2 separate regions of the Mus musculus genome follow, and region 1 is linked to region 2. A link is a loop called in an ENCODE intact Hi-C map of the cell type or tissue named here. Cell type or tissue: gastrocnemius. All regions are shown on one strand. Each heading gives the region's core, and the rest is flanking DNA. Links, peaks and the distances in the headings are about the cores only.

Region 1 (8,000 bases), core at 1-8,000, 320 kb after region 2:
GATGGTCTGGGGGGAGGGGAGGGAGGGGCACTCACTATGACAGAGATGCTCATACCAAGAGAAGAAAGCCCAGGGGACACCAGAGGCATTGACTACTGGACACCCTAGTACCAGGATGTCAGGGCCTTCCCTGAGGGGAAGCAGCTGATTAGCATCATATACCCTTGTCTGAGACCAGGATGGGTAGGTACGTCCTTCCCTTCCCTCCTGGAACCTGGAGCTAGTTAATCATGTGTAGACAAGGCTTTTGCCGAGATGACATTAAGTGCTAATATTTTAGCCATATAAAACATTATTTTAAGTTATATACTAAGAAGAGAAATTTCTATGAACACAGAGAGAAGCAAAATGAGAGTGGCTGCCACTTCCTAAGATCGTGCCCTGCACAGGGCTCCTGAGAACAAGAGTTCTGCTGTGTCCTACGTGCAGTGAGCCCACACGCTGGCACTGCCCAGACATCCAATGGGATGCCTGCAAAACCATCACAGAAGCACACACTGAACACTCAGATTCGCAGGAAAACCCTCTGGACTCTGGTCCTCAGGTTCATTACATGCTGTGAGCCCACCAGAGGCGAGGGCTGGCATTCGGCAGAGGCTTAGGGCTGTGGTAACATGGTGTGTTTTCTTTCCCATGGGTATCAAGGAACCTGGGAGGAGCTGGAATGGAAGAGTTTGCCTAGCATGGGGCCTGGACCCCAGGCTTACTCTCCTGCGTCCAAGGGTAGGGGCAGCTCTGCCACTATGTCACTGAGGTAGACACAAACAAGCAGGAAATGCCACTGTTCTCTCCAGGAAGCTGGTCCCTCCCATGGTCTGTCAATGGAAACCTAGAGGGAATGGGTGAGGGAACCACAGAAAAGACCCAAACAGGAACTGACACCCCTGCCACTGGAATGTTCCCCAGAGCCAGCCAGGATGAGACTTTTACATGAACTCTGGAAGAGAGGAAGTAGGTTATGGCCAGCAAAAGCCTTGACTGAAGCCCAGGGTGGCAGTGCTGAGTCCCCAAGGGAAGTAGTGCTGAGTGCCGAGTCCTTAGGGATGGCTATACAGAATGCTCAGCCCCACAGTCCTACAGCTACAGTCCACAATTTGCACTGAACATGTGTGCTTGACAGCCATCTCAAACTTCCCTTTCTCAGCACTCAGGCTGCCCAGACCTGTGTCTGCTTGTTTCTGCTACCCATTCCACGAATACCATGTGTGTCTGTGGTCTGAACAATTGCAAGGTGTGCATGTTCTGTATGCAATCAGTACAGCATAGGCCCTTAGACCAATGGGCCTGGAGGAGCTATTTTATTATCCCACAGGGCCTCTGCAATAGGACAAGGTCTTATCCTAAGAATTTAACTGTCATAAAGGATATGTCAGATTTCAAGAAAAAAAAAATACATCCCACCCCATATTAAACACATTTATGGAGAAAAACTCACTACATGCATTATGAAGAAAACCCCACAAAACTCCCCTAGGAATCTCCTTAGAAGAATGGGCTTTCCTTTGTTTTGAGTTATTGGCCAAGGTTGTCCAAGAGACACTCAAAACATCACAGGCTACTGATACTGCCTTCGGTTATCCTCAGAGGTGAAAAGAAAATCCCTACTACTGAAGACACCAGGCATTTTCCACACAGGGCCCAGAGGCCTCCATGCTAGATCTGACCTTAAAGCCTCCTTCCTGAAGATTAACTTTCATGTTACCAGAATACAGTAACTTGCAAGCTTCCAAAGGAGGGCAGTGACCATCGGTGCTACTCAGCTAGCAGGGGTAAGAAGCACAACTCTGACTTGAGGGCACTGTAACCAGAAGGATAGTGGCACACATACCTTGGCAGTAACCGAACGCTCTCTATCGGATTTAACATCTGTTCATTAAGAGGGAAACCATGTCTGGTACCAAAAACCCAGCAAACTACCAAGGGCTACTTAAGTCATGGATCTTGAAGGATAGCCTGTAACTGCCACATCTTTAAACTTACAGCACAATCCCTAATTATGTTCTAAATATTTGCCCTCATATCCATAGATAAGTGTCGTTCCCACCCTTCATCAAGGAAACTTTCCCTCGCCACAGAGACGACCATAGAAAAACCACAACCGATCAAAACAAAGAGTTGTAGAACCCAGCGTCGACCGATACTCCTGCACCTACTGCTCAAGAGTCATGGAATAGTGGGCAGAAAGACTGTCAAAGCCAGAGAAACAGGGAGTTTCCTGTAAGGTTGTGTCTCCTAGAAATATCAGAGATGCTATACCAGTGAAATCTTACCAACATGGCTGCCTAAACATGACCTGAAGAAGGATGGCACCAACAGACATACATGCTAGCATAGGCAGGGAAAGCTCGGGAGGCCTACACAAAGAACCACTGGCAACTAAAGAATCCTGAGAGTGGGAGAAATAATATTCCCAGGAGTGAGCACACCGATGACTTATCCAACACCAAATGGTCAGCCCTGGAAACATACATACAAGTAACATTATACATACATACAAGTAACATTATAAAGACAGGCTGTATTTATGTATTTAGCAACACACTCACACACTCACACACACACACACACACACACACACACACACACACACGATTAGAGAAAAAGAGGCTGCCAGGAGGCAGGGGCAGCAGATTACTGAACTGAAGGCCAGCATGATCTACAGTGTGAATTCCAGGATAGCCAAGGTGACACAAAGAAACCCTGCCTTGAATAAAACAACATCCTCCACCCCAAAAAGGCTATGAGCTTGCAAGAGAAAGGGTGAATGGGCACATGGGAGAGTCTGAAGGGAAGAAAGGGAGGGGGAAGTAATAAAAGTGTATTATAATATCAAAAATATTATTTTATTGAAAATAATTTCATACAATATATTCTGATCATGTTTTCCCCTTCCCAACCGCTCCCAGATCCCCCAACCTCCATACCCACCCAACTTTTATTTTCTTTCTCTTTTAAAAAGAGAAAGAAAGAAAACCAAAAACAGAAAATGCACTTCTGGTAAGTCTGATGCTGCCCAGCAATGCTGTATAAGCAAGCAACCAGAAAGCACATGATAACATGCGGTTAGGAATGTGGGCTGCAGACAGCCCACAGAAGGGGCTGAAGCATGGGGCGGGGATGGGCATGGGACAGGACACACAGCAGTCAAGTTCAAGGTGGATTGGATGGTACTGTAAGAGAACACTGTGTTCTGTTCTCTGCACTAACTCCTTAAAATCCCTCCAAATCTGACTTAGGCAGGTGCTATAATCTGGTAATAAATACAATGGCAATCACTTGCTGAGTTCTAAAAGATCCAATTTCTTTCTTCCACCCTCAAAGCAGATCAAGTCAGAATGGAAGACAGGGATGCAGGGACCTTGGCCTGGCCTGAGTGGTCCCTTAGTTAACAAGTGCTCAGAGTTGTCTGTGGTGAAGGCTAAATGAACTTCAGGGTGGAGACTGGAGTAACCCACTCCTTCTCTGGGCATATACCATTCAAGTGGGACAAGGAGGAAGTAGGCAAGAACCAGCTCTAAACAGTGATTACAGATCTGAGCTGGGGTCTTGTCAGATGCGCTCCTAGAATGCTCTCTCCAGGTCTGTTGTCAGGAACTGAGAGTGGGACAGCCCTCCCTGCCCCCATCCCCACTGCCAGGTGGAGGAACCTCAAAGGTTCCAGCAGGTGCTATTGGTAGAGGCTACAGTTAAGCTCCACTGTATACAGCCTCTTCAGGAGACGAAACAAGGCTGGCCCCCTGGGGCTGCGATTTTTGCCTGGTGTGTATGAGGAATATTAGGGACCTTGTTTTAAGTATATGAATGAGAGATAGGGCTCAGAAAGTCAGAGAAAAAGGGTACTTGCATCACTGTCCAGACTCCAGGAACCAGAAAGAGAAAACAATACTTATGTTCTCAACTGTACACCAGAGGCAGATGGCAGCACAGGACACCCTAGGGGCTTAAACATACAGATACTACAATTCTGCCCAGCAGGGGGCGTGAGAGTGCCAGCAAACAATCCCCAGACAGAAGCACAGTGAAGCCTCAAGGAGGCTGTGACCTGAGACTGACATCTTCCCAGGTCAGTGCATGACCCCAAAACACACCAGGGTCACAGATTACTACGGCGGGTTTGAAACTTGCGAAATGAAGCAAAGATTAACCATCTTCTAAATGTTAAACAAGTCAAAACATCATCAGATAAAAGCAGGAGACACAAACTCAAGGGCAAGCACACGATACTGCTAGCACATGCAGAGCCTGCGTGTTCACTCTTGTACAAACCCACTTCCCCAGCACCGCTGGCAGCCGCTCACTCACTTGGCCATGACACGCCTCACATTGCTGGCATACAGGGCAGGATTCCTCTTCTCCTCTTCAGAAGGGCAATACACAGGCAGAAACTGAGAACAGAAGAACGGTGTTATCTCTGCTAAGGCATGGCACTGATCCCACCAAAGCCACCATAATGGTTACCTGTGTGACATTAAAACTAGCAGAACCCTTCCTCTGGAATTGTCCACCCATGACTATACATATTTACATACTCATAACTACAATGTCCACACTACACATACACATATCTAGACCCACAGGCACACAACACCCATGTGCATGTATGTGTACACACAGACATACACAATACATATATACTCACACTCACACTCACACTCACTCACTCACTCACACACCTGCAAACTTTATAGCTCAGCACTGCTAACCAGGAGTACTTACTGGCCCAGGGTACAATGTTCAACTCCTAATGATATGCATATTTCTATCCTTCCATGACAGTTTTATGTTGGGGATTATAGAGAATGCAGTTCTGTAATACTACAGTTTCTACACCTGAAATCTACTGTATCTCTGTGATAAAACATCCTATAAATACAGCACTTAAAATGATCGAGTGGCTCATGTTAGTGCCAACTTTACCATGCATGAAAAGTCAAAAGACTATTTCTGATTCCTATTCTTAAATGAAGATATTAAGAATATAGGAACATCCTGAAAACCTAGCATACAGTGTGTAATGTGTTTACAGTTACATTTTAGGAATTTCGAAAATTACAATGGTCTTTCTCATTAACGGTACCATATACCAGGCAATGTGAAGAAGGATATGTAAAGATTATTACAGGGCCATTCTCAGTTTCTCTTATCTGAAGATGAGACCAGGTCTGGAACAGTTCTGCTCAAAACCACAGGGGTCCCAACCAGTACAAGACCATGTTCCTTCTCAGACCTGATTCTGTTCTCTCCTGACAGCTGAGAGAAGAGCCACAGAAAGATCCACAGCAGAAGGACCAGCACGCTCTGGGCTGGGCTCTTAGTAGAAGTCACATTAGCTCATCTGTCCATTTTGTAATGCTCTGCAGTACTTATGGGAAGTAAACAGACTGTTTGACTCAATACAGGAGTGCATAAACTCATCTCTGAGGTTAGATGTAGGCCCATCAGAAGAATTCCCTTTTTATTCTTTATTTTCTTTTTAAAAGAAAAACAAATAACAAATCCAAAATCAAAAACACCAATCCTTCTACTTAGAGAAAATTCTATAGGCCACACATATGATTGTACTGAATTTAGCCAAGAGGGTAAGTTCAGTACTTAGGAACCTGCCAGGAGCTGGGAGCTGGGATGGCGGGTTATACTCCATGACTTACAGCTAAGCAGTAAAGTGACAGAATGAATTTAGTTATTCAAATCTAGCTATAGTAGTATTAGTACTGAAGGCAAAAAGGTTTCTCTTTTTATTGGTTTTTTTTTTTTTTTTTTTTTTTTTTTTTAAGACAGGGTTTCTCTTTGTAGCTGGGGCGGCCTTGGAACTCAAGAGACCTGCCTGTCTTTGCCTCCTGAGTACTAAGGTTAAAGGCATGTGCTACCACTGTCTTGCTGGCAAAAAGATGTATATGTATCAATTTTATATACTCTTAGACAATTTTATATACTCTTATATACTCTTCATCTCAATAAAAAAAAATGATTGCTTTAGTTTCCTTGTTAATTTTTAAAAATCCTGTCGAGGGGCTAAAGAGATGGCTCAGAGGTTCTGTTTCCAGCATTCATTTGGCAGCTAACAACCACCTGTAACTCCAGTTCTAGAGGATATGGCACCCTCTTCTGACTTTTATAGGCAACACACATACATAGTGCACATACATGCAAGCAAAATACCAATAAACACAAAATAAAAACAAACAAATCTTTTTTTAAAAAATCCCATCCAAATGTATTTAAGCTATACAAAGGGCACAAGGCCACTAAAGAAAGATGACTTTAAAGTTCTTCTAGGACCAAGACAAATGAAAAGATACTTAAGGACTGCTATGTAACAGTATCTGTATAGATTAAATACTTTGTAACAATCAGCACAGCTCTTGCTTAATAGCATTTTAAATAAGTATCAGATTACAGCGTTACACTGTATGATATTGTGTCAATAAGAGTCTCAGTGCAACATTATGTGACATTGTATCCACACAGCTCTGGGTTAACATTGTTGTAGCACTGTAACATTACAGACCCCAGTGTAACACTGTATGACACTGTATTCACACAAATGGGGGGTGGGGGTGTTTAACCCTGCTGTAACAGACTCCAGTGTAGCACATTGTATCCATTCATATCCCAGTGTAACATTGTGACACTGTATTCACACAGCTCCAAGTCTAATAATGTTCAAAAGCTGCAGGATTTCAGACCCCAATGAAACCCAGTGTCCCAAAACCCATGGCAGAACTGACCCTAGCCAGATACCACCCCCACCCCACCCACTACCCGTACTTCATAACACTATGTCCACTCACTTCAATTTCCACTTGGTTTTGAAACTGGCACAGAGTGAGCCACAGGATTTTCAACCTTAAAAACAGCATTGAATAAATTTACAACCCGGTTAAAAAGTAAGGCTCCTTTTTCTTATAGCTGAATGATTCCAGATTCTGCCCAGAGCCTCTAGGAGGTGCTGCTGAGCAGTGAGTCGGGGAGGAATGGGAGTCTTCTAAAGTTGAAAGGTTAAAAAAAAAAAAAAAAAAAAAAAAACCTGAGCAAATATGATTTTAACCAGGCAGGGATCTTTGGTTTTCTGGTTAAATATTTGCTTTGGTCCTTTGGTTATTCTAGACAGGTATATACTCCCCTTGTCCTTCTGCTTTGACAGCCTTGTCTCCAGGATGCCCAGCTACCTAATCTAGGCAGACAGAGATCCAGGCTTTAAGTCATGCCATGGCCCATTTGCCTGACTTCCAGGGTCCTAGATATTGAGTGTTGTTGCCACCACTTGTTTGTCTTAATGGAATTACAGAACTACCTGGAGTTCCCATCCTTGAGGCCACATTCTTTTCTCACCCCCTTGAAGTCAGTCATCCCCTGTACTGGCTAGTTTTGTGTCAACTTGACACAGGCTGGAGTTATCACAGAGAAAGGAGCTTCAGTTGGGGAAATGCCTCTACGAGATCCAGCTGTTAGGCATTTTCTCAACTAGTGATCAAGTGGGGAGGTCCCCTTATGGGTGGTGCCATCTCTGGGCTGGTAGTCTTGGGTTCTATAAGAGAGCAGGCTGAGCAAGCCAGGGGAAGCAAGGCAGTAAAGAACATCCCTCCATGGCCTCTGCACCAGCTCCTACTTCCTGACCTGCTTGAGTTCCAGTCCTGACTTCCTTTAGAGATGAACAGTAATGTGCTAAGTGTAAGCTGAATAAACTCTTTCCTCCCCAACTGCTTCTTGGTCATGTTTGTGCAGGAATAGAAACCCTGACTAAGACAACCCCTAATTTTGAGCCAATCTGTTTCTGCCCTACTATGTCAGCTTGAGCCCAGGAAGAGACACTGGAGCCCAGTTCCAAGTACTCCTCTCAGCCTGACTTCCTGCCTCAGAAGTGGTGGTCTGACATCACTGGAGTGGCACTGCCCCAGCACTGTGCTCCAAATACTTTGGAAGGCCTAGGAGCAAACTTGTATCTGACTTGACTTCCTCCTTGAAGGCCTTGAGGCTGTCTTGTCCCTGGATGGCCCCTT
Region 2 (11,168 bases), core at 1,516-9,515:
CACAGCAAATACTGCCCCGAATACTGCTGTATTATCCCCGTCTCTGTCCCACGTACCTGAGCATTTCTGCTATTCCTTCTCACATACTGCAGAGCAGTCAGCCTGTCCATTCAGGCGTGGGGGCTTCATGGTTATTTTCTTATTTGCTGCGAGAGACAGAATGTTCCCCCTACCTTATCCCAAAGGCATCAGGTTTTTAAATATGCTCTGTCATTCCATGCTCTGGGTTTGAATGAGACCTATGTCTGCCAGACACCATCCCATGTGATCCACAGGGAGGAATGGGGTAGGGGCTAGTGACCACCCTGTAGTCCCTGACAAGTGAGAATGTGTCAAAGTGTACCTGGGATACTTTTTCCGGATGAGATATAAAATTGAGGAGTCTTATCTTCCTCCTGTCCCCAGCTACCAACCCAAGGGCTCATCTGGCCCATGTAATCCCCAGGGACGTTGCCAGACGAATGAATCTTAGCTCAACTTCCCATCTCCTTGAGGGTTTGAAACTTTGAAGCCACCTGGAGTCAAACAGAAATGCCAGGAAACAACTGGTGGGAAATGCTCCCCGGGGCCCTGAGTGCTGGGCTGGGGGCTGCGAGCTCTCCTGTCCCGAAGGGCCCTTTGATTGCAGATGGCTTCCGTGGCACGTTTTATATTTCCTTTCTTGTAGCCTTTGCTTCTGCGGGTTATTCACGAGAACCATGTGAGCTTTTGTTCTGCAGAGTCTCTTGGCTGAAATGTTGCCTGGATGTGTTTGAAGTCCTTCCCGTTTTCCCATAACTTGTCTTGGGATCAGCTGTGGGCTAAGGATGTTTCTTGGCAGTCATCCCTGCTCCTCAGCCCAGCCCTGAAGGAGGCCGTGGCCCCTTTGCTGCTCCAGTGAATGCCACCCTGGGTACCATGGGGGGGGGTCAGTTTTGGTGGAAAGCTTTGCAAGCTAGGCCAGGAACAGAGTGACAACACATAAGGGTTCTTGGATTAGAGGCTTCTATACATGTGGGTTGGCAGTGTTGGGACTGAGCCCTGGGAGATCCTAAGTCTCGCTTGAAAGTGGGTTTTGCTTCCAGGCAATGAGGCCAAGTCCTAGAAATGACTCTAGCACACAACATTTGTACATTCTGCTGTGTGAAGCTGGAAGGAGCTGGTGGTCTAGGTGGGCCCACAGATCACGCCGAGAAGGCCTCTTAGAGGCCTGATGCTGGTTTCTATTGAGGTCTCAGGCTCAGGCTTATTTGTTGTCCTCCTCTGCTCTTCTCAGTCTAGAGTTCGTAATCCTATGTTGCCATGTTGTTTTCCAGGAGCTGCTCAATGGAGACCCTAAGGAGGGGCCTTTCTGGGACGACAAGGGTTCCCTAGAAGGTAAGTCTAGCTCTTTACCCCGAGCCTAGGACTCACACCACAAAACCCTCAACACTGGCATACAACTGAGATCAGTTGCTTCCTAGTCGCAAGAGAAGCTAGTTCTTTAGTAAGCAGAGACCTGTTACCTGAGATTCCTTACCAAGCAGGCAGCTCGGATATGTCCACAGGAGAAGCAAAATATTGAGCCACAGGGTCCCTGTACAGTGGTTTGTGTATGTAGTTCTGGGACTGAGTGGGGAGGTTGGGTTGCATGGACTGGTGCTCTTGAATTTTGAGCTAATGTCATGGCCACTTGCTGCACCAGTTGTGGAGTGGTGGAGTGGTCCTAAATCTGTGACTTGAACCCTGCTTGAGTCACTATCATATGTGTGTATCTTTGGTGGAGTTAGCCCCACACAGAGAAGTGATGAGTTCTTACCGGCTTCTAGTTAGTAGGTGCACTAGCCTATAGATCCCCCTTCAGACATCTGCTGAAGCCCAGAGGGACTCCTAGCACTGCCTACTGCAACTCAGGTACTGGGCATCCTCTCAGCTCATACCTGGACAGACACCTGACCAACAACCTGGGCCCCTGTCAAGACACAGCTTGAGACCCTGAGAATATGTGAGCCCCAGAAACAGGGCTTCTTATCCATTCACACTGGAAGTCAGGGGAGACAAGACTGCTTGGCCAACAGCTAGCCCACATGTGGCCTTGCCAGTGGGTTTTGGATGAAGGCATTAGAAAATGAGGAGAAAACCTGGGGATACAGGGACTCACTCTCCTGGAGGACTCAGGAGTGGTGACTACTCTGTTTTGATCTTGAAGGTCCTTCTCCCACCTCATCTGTACAATGTCAGCCTAGAGGAGACAGATTGCTCACTGAAAGTCACTACAGACTGCAAAGTACAGCCAGGGTATACATAGTTGAACTAACCCAAGTGAGGCCTCTCTCTTCTCACTACTTTCCTATTCTACAGGAGCAGGCTCTAGCTCAGAGCTCATGTAGAACAGAATAGAGCAAGATAGTCACGCTACCCACATGGGACAGGCCCTTGTCTCACCTCCTCTTGCCCTTTCAGTTGTGCTGCCCCCTGAGAAGTCTGAGGGCCATGAGGGCCAGGGCCAGCTCTTCAGCACAGATGATGGGGAGAAGGCAGCAAGCCGTGAGGGTCCACTGAGACTTAGCAAGAAGCACTTGAACATTGACGTAAGTCCTCTCCTGTGTACATCTGCGTAAGTGTCTCCCTGGGCCCCAGCATGATTAGTGGTGGCCCTAAATGGGAACCATGGTCATCCCAGCTCTGTGGTTTCCTTAGCCTCTCTGAGGCCTTACCACAGGACTAAAATGTGATGCTCTGGGGGTTTGCCTGGTATTGCTGTGACCTTGACGTTGCTAGGCAGATGTAATAGGTATCTAGCACTACTGGTCAGGGAACGACAGAGGGGAGCAGCAGGAACACACAGTCCTAATTCCTCCAACTCGAAGTGACCCTGAGTATTTGCATGAGCAGAGACAGATGCCACAGGGGGGAAACTGAGTCATGAAGCATGGAATCGGCTCCTCACTAGGGGGCGGGGGTGGGCAAGAAGCAGGGTTGAGGGATGCAAGCCAACTTCTCCTGAGCTACCTCTTCCTGGCTGACAACCAGGAAGAGCCTCAGTTGGGGCACTCGGGTCTCAGGCGCCAGTTGATTCTTCCTTGCCTCCTACCCCTGCATGCTGCCTACAGGCACTGCAGTGTGACGTCTCAGTGGAAGAAGACAACCGCCAAGAATGGACATTCACATTGTATGACTTTGACAACAGTGGGAAAGTCACCAGAGAGGTAATACGCCCACCTCTGTCAGTCCACCCATAGGATGAGGAGTCGGGGGTAAGACCTCTTGAGATCTGGAACCAATCTGGTTCAGTAGACAGATGGATAGATAATGTCTGAATCCTTAGATAGAGAGACAGAGTGAGCCCTGACTGGGGAGAAAGAAGAGACTAGAACTTTCCTAAGACAGAAGGGGAGGCAGAGCCCATTTTAACATCCTGACCTAGCTAGTATCAGCGTCTCCTTACTCTGGCAGTCTGCACAAGTCTTATCACCAATTCCAGCACGGTCTTTTTCTATAGCTCTGACATCCCTAGGCCAGGCAGCCTGGGCCTGTGGAGTGTCCTTGCTCCATTGAACTGTGTCTAAAAGAGGCAGAGGAAGCATCTTCATTGGCCATGACAATGGTGCTGAAAAAAAGTGTATCTAGAGAGAAAGCTTATCTGCTTGCTCGTCTAATGTTCTAGAATATAAAAATCAAAGGTTAGGCTAACCCTGGCCTCAAGGACAGACAGCAGGGCTACCTTTAAGCCATGTACAACATCCTGGGTCTAATCTGGGTATAAGTCAGTGTCTGATGGGGAGTAAATGGACCCAAGGTGCCTGCTGTGGACAGGGGGTGAATACATGCTTGGTAAGGAAAGGAAAACTGTCCCTTGAAGTCTGTCATGTTGGCCCCAGGACATGTCCAGCCTGATGCACACCATCTACGAGGTTGTCGATGCCTCTGTCAATCACTCCTCCGGCAGCAGCAAGACCCTTCGAGTGAAGCTAACTGTCAGCCCTGAACCCTCCAGCAAGAAGGAATGTCCTCTCACTGGCCAAGGTGAGGGGTCTATGCCAGGAGCCTTCCTGTACAAACAATATCATCTCCATGAGCATCTCCCTAAACCAGGCCTGCAGGGACAGCACCACCCCTAAGACAGGCCTGCGGGGGCAGGCCACACCCTCAGCCACCTAACTTAATGCTTTTTACACTTGCCCTTCCCCACCGTTATCTCCCCACCACTGGCCCTGGGTATCAGTGTTGTTCAGGTTCCCTAACTACTTCCAGTCAAAAACTTCTTGCTTCCACAATGTCCCAAGCAGAACCTGGCACCTGGCAGAAGACGAAACTGTTTGCTTAATGAATGGATAGAACGAGCAAGGAAAGTAATTCATTAACAAAGGGCATGGTGGCATAGGCCTGGAATCTAAGCGCTAGGGAAGCAACAGGGTTAAAAGTTCAAGGCCAGCCTTAACTTGTTTTTTAACTGTTCATAATCAGCATGGAGCGTCTCCCCCCAGCACTTTATCCCATGCACTGATAAAATTTGGCCTTCGCCTCTGTTACATGTGCTCTGCAAATCCAGTCATTTTTCTTTGTATCTAACCATTAATTTATTTTAAACCATTAACTCCACACATACTGTGCTTCTAAGACAGCCTAAACTATCAAATCCCTGCACCCCTGTCCGTGTATAAGAGGCAATGTCTTGTATAATGATGTATGATGTGGAATAAACCCTCTGCCTTAACATGGGGGGTGGAGTTCAAGGACAGCACTGGTTATAGCATGCCTGTGATGAGTGTGGATGGATGTTCAGATTTGTAACATGAATAGGCAGAAGAAATGCATGCGTGGATAAGCAGGTGGGTCAGGGGTGAGTGAATAACTGAACTGCAAAGGATGAATGAAATGAATGAATGAATGAATGAATGGGATGCCTTTCTTTCAGACCGGGAGCCCACTCGTGGCAGAACAGAGATTGAGCTCACAGATGAGCCCCGAGTGGCTGACAGAAGGCTATCCGCCTACAGCAGGTGAGATGTGAGTTCAGTGGTTGGCTTCCTGCTAGCCTCCCCAGTGTCCTGTCAGGCGGGGTGCTGAGACAGGTAGACACTGTGTGCTATGAAGAGTGAGGGTACCTTGTGGGGCTGAGCACCATGTCTATCCAACAGAAGGGAGCAGGGGGCATTGTGGTCCCAGGTAGGTAAACAGAGAACACCCTAAATTTAGGGTCACTCAAGCCCTGTGAGACATGTGGTAGTATCCTGGGTGCTGATAGGCTGCCATCATGGGTTGTGGACCTTAATTCTCTGGACAACATACAACATTGTCCAACTGTGTCACTTCCGCCTTCTCTGGGTACTGGATACTAGTCAACGTCCCTCCTTAGACATCCTCGAACACCATCCACTTCTGCAAGCAGCCCTGTTATATGACTTAAAGTCTGGCCTTGAGCAAATTGTCAGGCCTATCCTCTGCTCCATACAGGAAGCCCAATGCTGATCCCCAGCCCTGCTCTGTGCGAGTGCCCTACTGTGTGGATGAGAACACAGAGCGCAGAAACCACTACCTAGACCTTGCTGGCATCGAGAACTACACATCTAAGTTTGGTCCTGGTAGGTACTGGAGGACTCCCACCCTGTATCTACCCTCTGGGTATAGATGTCTCCCTGAAGGTGCAAGTAGGCAAGGGGCTCTGGATGTTGGGTTCCAGGTGTCCCCACCCCACTTGGGTGCCCCATTATCCTCTGCCTAGATGTGAACTCACAGCTTACCCTTCTGTCATTGGCAAGGGGCCTGGAAAGCAAGGTGGTTCAACATCCAGGTGTATGTATGAGACATACTCTGGCTTAGGGAAGATATAAAACTACTAGATGTATGTTCATGAGCCTTCCAGCAGGGGGAGCTGGCAGTTAGGGCAGAATTACCAGCTTGAGGACAAGTGGACAGCCAGCATTGTAGACACGAGGTTCCTTTCTGGTTTTGTGCCTCTTGTAACCTTTAGAGACTCATGAACTACAGCCTGGCTGGCACTCTGAAAGCTGGAGGCCAAGTCCTCTACTATCCCCCCATCCACACTAGGCATCCCTGAGAGTCCATGCAGGCAATCTGTCCATTGTGATAATATCTCTGATCAGCTAGAAGTCCCTGGCTGAAGTTGACCCACACTTGGGAATGGCTGGCTCCATGTGCTTTGTACTAGAGCTTTGATCCTCTGACGCTGGGTGGAAGGAGGGGTGGCATCTGGAGAGGGACTCTAAAGGGTTTAGTGGGAAGTGTGACCTCAATTGGCCCCATGTACTAAGGCCACTGCATAGGGCTGACCTTAAGGGTTTAAGCATTTCATGAAGCTGCAACCAGACTATCCTGGAAGTGGGCTTGATCTCATCTCAGTGGAGTGCCCCCTAGAGTGACATAACTTTCTGTCACCCCCTCCTCATATCCTAGAAGGGTTCTGTCTATCCCAGTAGAGAATCTCCTTAATAGGACCCACAATAGGGACAAAAGGCCAGCTGACCCAAGCAGTAAAATCCCAGAGTGGCCAAACCCCTTTAAGGAGTGACATTCAGGCTCTTTAATGAGGTGTCTGACACCCAGATGGAGTATAAAATATGTGGGGGGCTGAGCTTTTACTTCTCCCTGCCCAGCTTGGGGCATGTGGCCATCTGAGACGTGACCCAGACAGAAAGCCAGCTCTATTGCAAACCCATAGTACAGTTATGACATATCTCAAGCCTTACTCTGGACCACCTTTGTCTTGTCCCTAGGGTCACCACCTGAGCAGGCCAGGCAAGAACATCATGGCAGGGCCACACACATTCCAAGCAGGTCCCGATCACAAGAGTCGGATGCCCACGCTATACACCACCGCAGGTCTCAAGTCCTGGCTGAGCATGTCATACCAGCTAATGAGCCTGCCACCCGGGCCCTGGCTGCACAGCCCCGGATCAAGGGGCAGGAGAAGCAGTTCCTCAGGTCTCCTAAGGGTCCAGGAAAACCTCTTGGGACACCAGGCAGTGGCAAGCCAGGGAAAGCTCTCAGCTATTGCCTGCAGGCCGTGCCATTGCCCCAGAGTGCTCAGGATGGCCACCACCTTCCTCAGCCCCCACCACAGCCTCCACCGCAGCCCTATGGTCACAAGCGGTACCGGCAGAAAGCCAGAGAAGGCCACTCACCACTTAAGGGGCATGGCCAGCCTACCATGGTGGAGCATGAAGTAGTACGGGACCTGCCTCCCATGCTGGGGCCTGAGGGCTATGTGATGCCTGTGGTCCAGAGGCATGAACACCACCATCACCATGAGCACCACCACCATCACCACCACCACCACTTCCACCCATCCTAGCACCCAAACAAGCACTCTGCCCAAATGCCCTTGGGAACAGAGCAGGGGCTGGCATGTGCCCAGTAGAGAATACAGCATCCCCTGGCTCAACACCAGCTGCAGATGTCAAGGGGGCACACCAGGGAGATGGCACCAGGCTTGGATATTCATGGACAAAGCTACCTTTCTCCATGCCATTTGGATACCAGTACATTTGATGCAGCTGATGGTTACCAGGGACACGTGCTCCTGTGTCATCCAGAAAGCCCATACATGAGGGCACAAAAGCATCTGTTCCTGCTTTTGCTGCAGTGTGACCATGGGATATTTGAAGGCATCCTTTGTATCCTCATGGTTCTTTGACCTTCGGGTACCTGAATAGAAAAGGCAATGCTTTTTGTGAAGTTTCTATGTTGTAAAGTCAGTGGACTGGCTTGGAAAGTGGTTCTTCTTCAGTGTACCATGTTAAACAAAGCAAAACAAAGAGGCCAGATTATCAGCAAATGTGGAGGGGGCACTGTTGAGCAGAGGGACAGAGTGACGTTCCGTGGGCAGCATGAGGCTTGGTGTCGAGCTTCCAGCATCCTAGGTAGATATGGATAAGACCCAGACGGGTTGGGATGAGAAGGATCAGGTACAATGCTGGAGGTCCTCATTCAGGCTGTGCATAGCCAAGTGATACTTAGATGTCCCTCCATAAAGGCTGCAAAGGTATGGGGTCCTCAAGAAGCCACAATTTTCATGGTTCCACCAGCAGGACAGAACAAGAGGAACTTTTTAACCTCTTGTGAGTTTATGAAAGTTGGGCATGATGCCTTCTTGGCATAATAAAGAATTGTGCATTCTGTAACAAGGCACACATACCCTTGTATTAAAACACTTTTCTGAGAGCGGTGGGTAGTGTACTGACACACCGTAGCTGCAGGTGAAGATGACAGGTACTTGTGGAGGGTGAATGCTGTAGAACCGTCCTGGCTTATACTGCTTGACGCACACAACTCCATAGCAATGCTTCTTAATAAGGGATTTCTAGACTAAGAAAAACCAGAACTCTAAACCCAGAGTTCAGCTCATGTTAACAAGAAACACCAAGCTCCAGATGGACTCCGTGGGCTCCAGCTTATGCAGACTGTTGAGAAGCGACACAACCTTATGTTTATCTCCTTTCCCCTCAACCCCGTGCCTATTCTAAGGAATTCCCGAAGACCTGAATGTGATGTCTCTGACCTGGGGACCATCAGTCCTCTGTAGGCTGTTCACTGTTAGCTAGACATGCTCCCCAAAACGAAAATGACTAGAGTGTGTCACCCTTTCCTTACAACATGACTAAAGTACCCACGTCATGGATGTAGAGATGGCATGTATGTGAGGTTCCACCACCCACACCACAGCAGAGGGATTGAATCAGCATGGCCACCCAGTTTCTCTCTCAGTATGCAGCACTCTTATATTGGGCTTGTGCTAAGAGGTCCTTTCAGGAGGCTGAAGAGATGGCTCAGCAGTTAAGAGGCTGCTCTTCCAGAGGTCCTGGGCTCAATTCCCAGCACCCCCACATGGCAGTTCACAACTGTCTGTAACTCCAATTCTAGGGCTTCCAACACCCTCACACAGACATACATGTAGATAAAACACCAATGAACATAAGCTTTTTTCAAAAAAAAAAAAAAAAAAGTCCTTTCAGGCCCTGAGAGATGTCCTACAGGATATCCCCAATGACACCTAGGGCCATGGTCCAGCTGCAGCAGCATGGGAAGTGGGGAGATTCAGCCAAGCCTGAGCCCTGGCTTCACGTTTTAAAAATGCAGGGCAGGTGGAAGCCCTGACAAGCTCATGGCAGGGGCCGAGCACCTGCCACTGTGTGAGTGTTAAGTGGAGGGGGGTACACCACCCCAGACAGCTGAGAGTTCTCCCTCCGTACCATGATAAGACCTAAAGAGATGGGAAAGCACTTGTGAAGTAAATGAGAAACACCCAGACCATTTAGTTGGGTGTGGCAGTGAGAGCTTGTGGGAGGCTACATCAAGAGCTACAATCCAAGACCAGACTGGACTATCTAGTGACACCGCCTCCCCTGTCCCCAAACTGCTCATGTTCTCCAGCACGTAGCCACTCTGGACGTGGTCACTAGTGTCTGAGAACAGTGGATCTACTGAGATGCAGGAACTTGGCTTGGGATAACTCCAGGACTACCTAGTAGTAAAACTGCAATGTTGAAAATGGAGACAGAGGTAAGAAAGATAGAGGTGGTGATGCTTAGTCCACCCTGTGCTGGGTGCCAGGATGGTGTCTCTGTGGCAGTTGGTAGTACCTGGCAACAGACGACAGTGGCTGTGGTGAGGAAAATAACCAACCTTGGCTGTGTATGTGGAGGTTGTGGCTACTGTGTATTCTTAGAACTCAACAACCCGATCTATGTACATTCCCAAATAAACTGTCGCAGGAGTGAAGTGTCGCCAAGATGACCCTTTCTTAGCAGGTACCCCATCACTTTCAGGGTGAATCTTTTGACTCCAGTTTCTATTTAATTTCTCAAGTATGATCTGGAATCCTGCTGCCCCGAGTTGGTCGTGTCCTTTTTTCACACATAGGAGGTCTCCTAGCAAATTCAGACAAGTGTAAGGTCCTTGTTCTTCTAAACCTTCAGGGTAACCCTGTCTCTTCAGGGCTCATAAACACGCAGACTGCTCCTGCCTGCTATCAAGGCCAGTTCTGAGAGCAGAAGGCAGTCTCTGCCATTCTCAGCTGGCTTTAGAACCAATAAGGAGTCTGTGTCTTTGACATCATCCATTGGACCATCCCCATGTGAACTAACACAGCCCAGGCCTTTGCTGGGCAGCTCAAGAGGACCTGCTGCCTGTCCCTTGTTCTACTCTAGGTGACAGAGCATACTCTTTGTACCTTCCGCCTGCAAGTCCACTCTGCTATTCCCTTGGGCCTGTTCACAGCTGCATGTTTTTGTGACCTTTGATGAAGTGGCCTGTGTGCTGATCCCCAGCCCTGGGGTTCCTCACTACAGTGATATCATCATGGATGTGATTTGTCAGTGAGCCAAGCCCCTCCTCAGGGGTATTCTGGGGTGCTGCCCTTCCTGTTCCTAGTGTCCTAAGCAGAAGGGATCAGTTACTGACAGACATCTGGAAACTGCAGCATGGTGTTTCCCCCAAAGGCAAACGATATTCACAAAGTCCCATCTGCAAGGTGTAACAGGCTACAAAGACTACACCGCCTGCCTAAGCTTCATACTTGCCATAGAACCTGTTGTTAGGACTCTGGATATATGCCTGAGCTGTTCTCTGTGTCTGTCTGTTCCCAATGACACCCCTATGCCTGAACTTGTAATCATTACCATGAATGCCAGGCCTATGTGCTCTAAGCCATGCATGCATGAGAACTCTGGTCCCCAGTAGGGCCAAAGGACAGCTACTCTCCCAGTTCATTCCCATAGCCAACACTGTGCCCACTATATTCAAGGCTCACCACAGACAGGGTGACTACATCACTCATCAGTCATTAGCATGTCAAGCTTCTACATCAGAACATCCTCCCAAAGGCAGCTCTGTGCTTCCTTGGCAGTCTTTCCTGAACTACCCCCCTTCCTTGAATTACAAACGGTTTTCTTGGATTTGCTTCTTTTGGGACCCAACCTGAGAGGACTCCCATACTATGGGGCAGCTTCTGAGTAAGTCTCCCAGGCTTGTGCGTGATGCCACGGGTCAAGAGCCCCGTTTCTATAACCAAACACTGCTCTGCTGCAGAATGCCTGGGTATGGAAGACACCATGATGAATGCCAGGGAGAAGGTTTGTGGGGATATGTCCTGGGCCATAGAGATAAACCTACTTAACAACTGCGGAGGTGCCAACACCAGTCCCATGGCTGCACAGTTCTGTATCCCAGTGACTCAACACCTCCTACCT

The links. Hi-C counts contacts between places; a loop is a spot of excess contacts. Peaks named below come from ENCODE experiments on the same cell type or tissue, not always from the same donor. Only the 100,000 strongest peaks of a DNase experiment are listed, where the experiment ranks them.
Region 1: a loop joins it to region 2, with 2.1 times the contacts of the local background. A loop is called at or near these places in 3 of 42 quality-filtered maps.

Annotation. Positions count from the first base shown.
Region 1 is chr13:73,501,887-73,509,886 of GRCm38, reverse strand. It overlaps Lpcat1 (lysophosphatidylcholine acyltransferase 1), which reads right to left. Exons shown (of 14, transcript NM_145376.6): 8 at 6,792-6,846; 9 at 4,303-4,385. Among named protein-coding and RNA genes, the nearest start is that of Slc6a3, 31 kb to the left of the region's middle. In gastrocnemius, for the core only: CTCF peaks have their summits at 3,963 (motif pointing right) and 6,933; DNase peaks (open chromatin) are centred at 3,715, 3,973 and 6,941; H3K27ac peaks cover 1,005 bases.
Region 2 is chr13:73,817,065-73,828,232 of GRCm38, reverse strand. It overlaps Nkd2 (naked cuticle 2), which reads left to right. Exons shown (of 10, transcript NM_028186.5): 4 at 1,296-1,356; 5 at 2,422-2,549; 6 at 3,072-3,167; 7 at 3,840-3,984; 8 at 4,877-4,961; 9 at 5,416-5,543; 10 at 6,696-9,699. The coding sequence ends at 7,273. Among named protein-coding and RNA genes, the nearest start is that of Gm30303, 25 kb to the left of the region's middle. In gastrocnemius, for the core only: a CTCF peak has its summit at 5,825 (motif pointing right); DNase peaks (open chromatin) are centred at 5,816 and 7,272.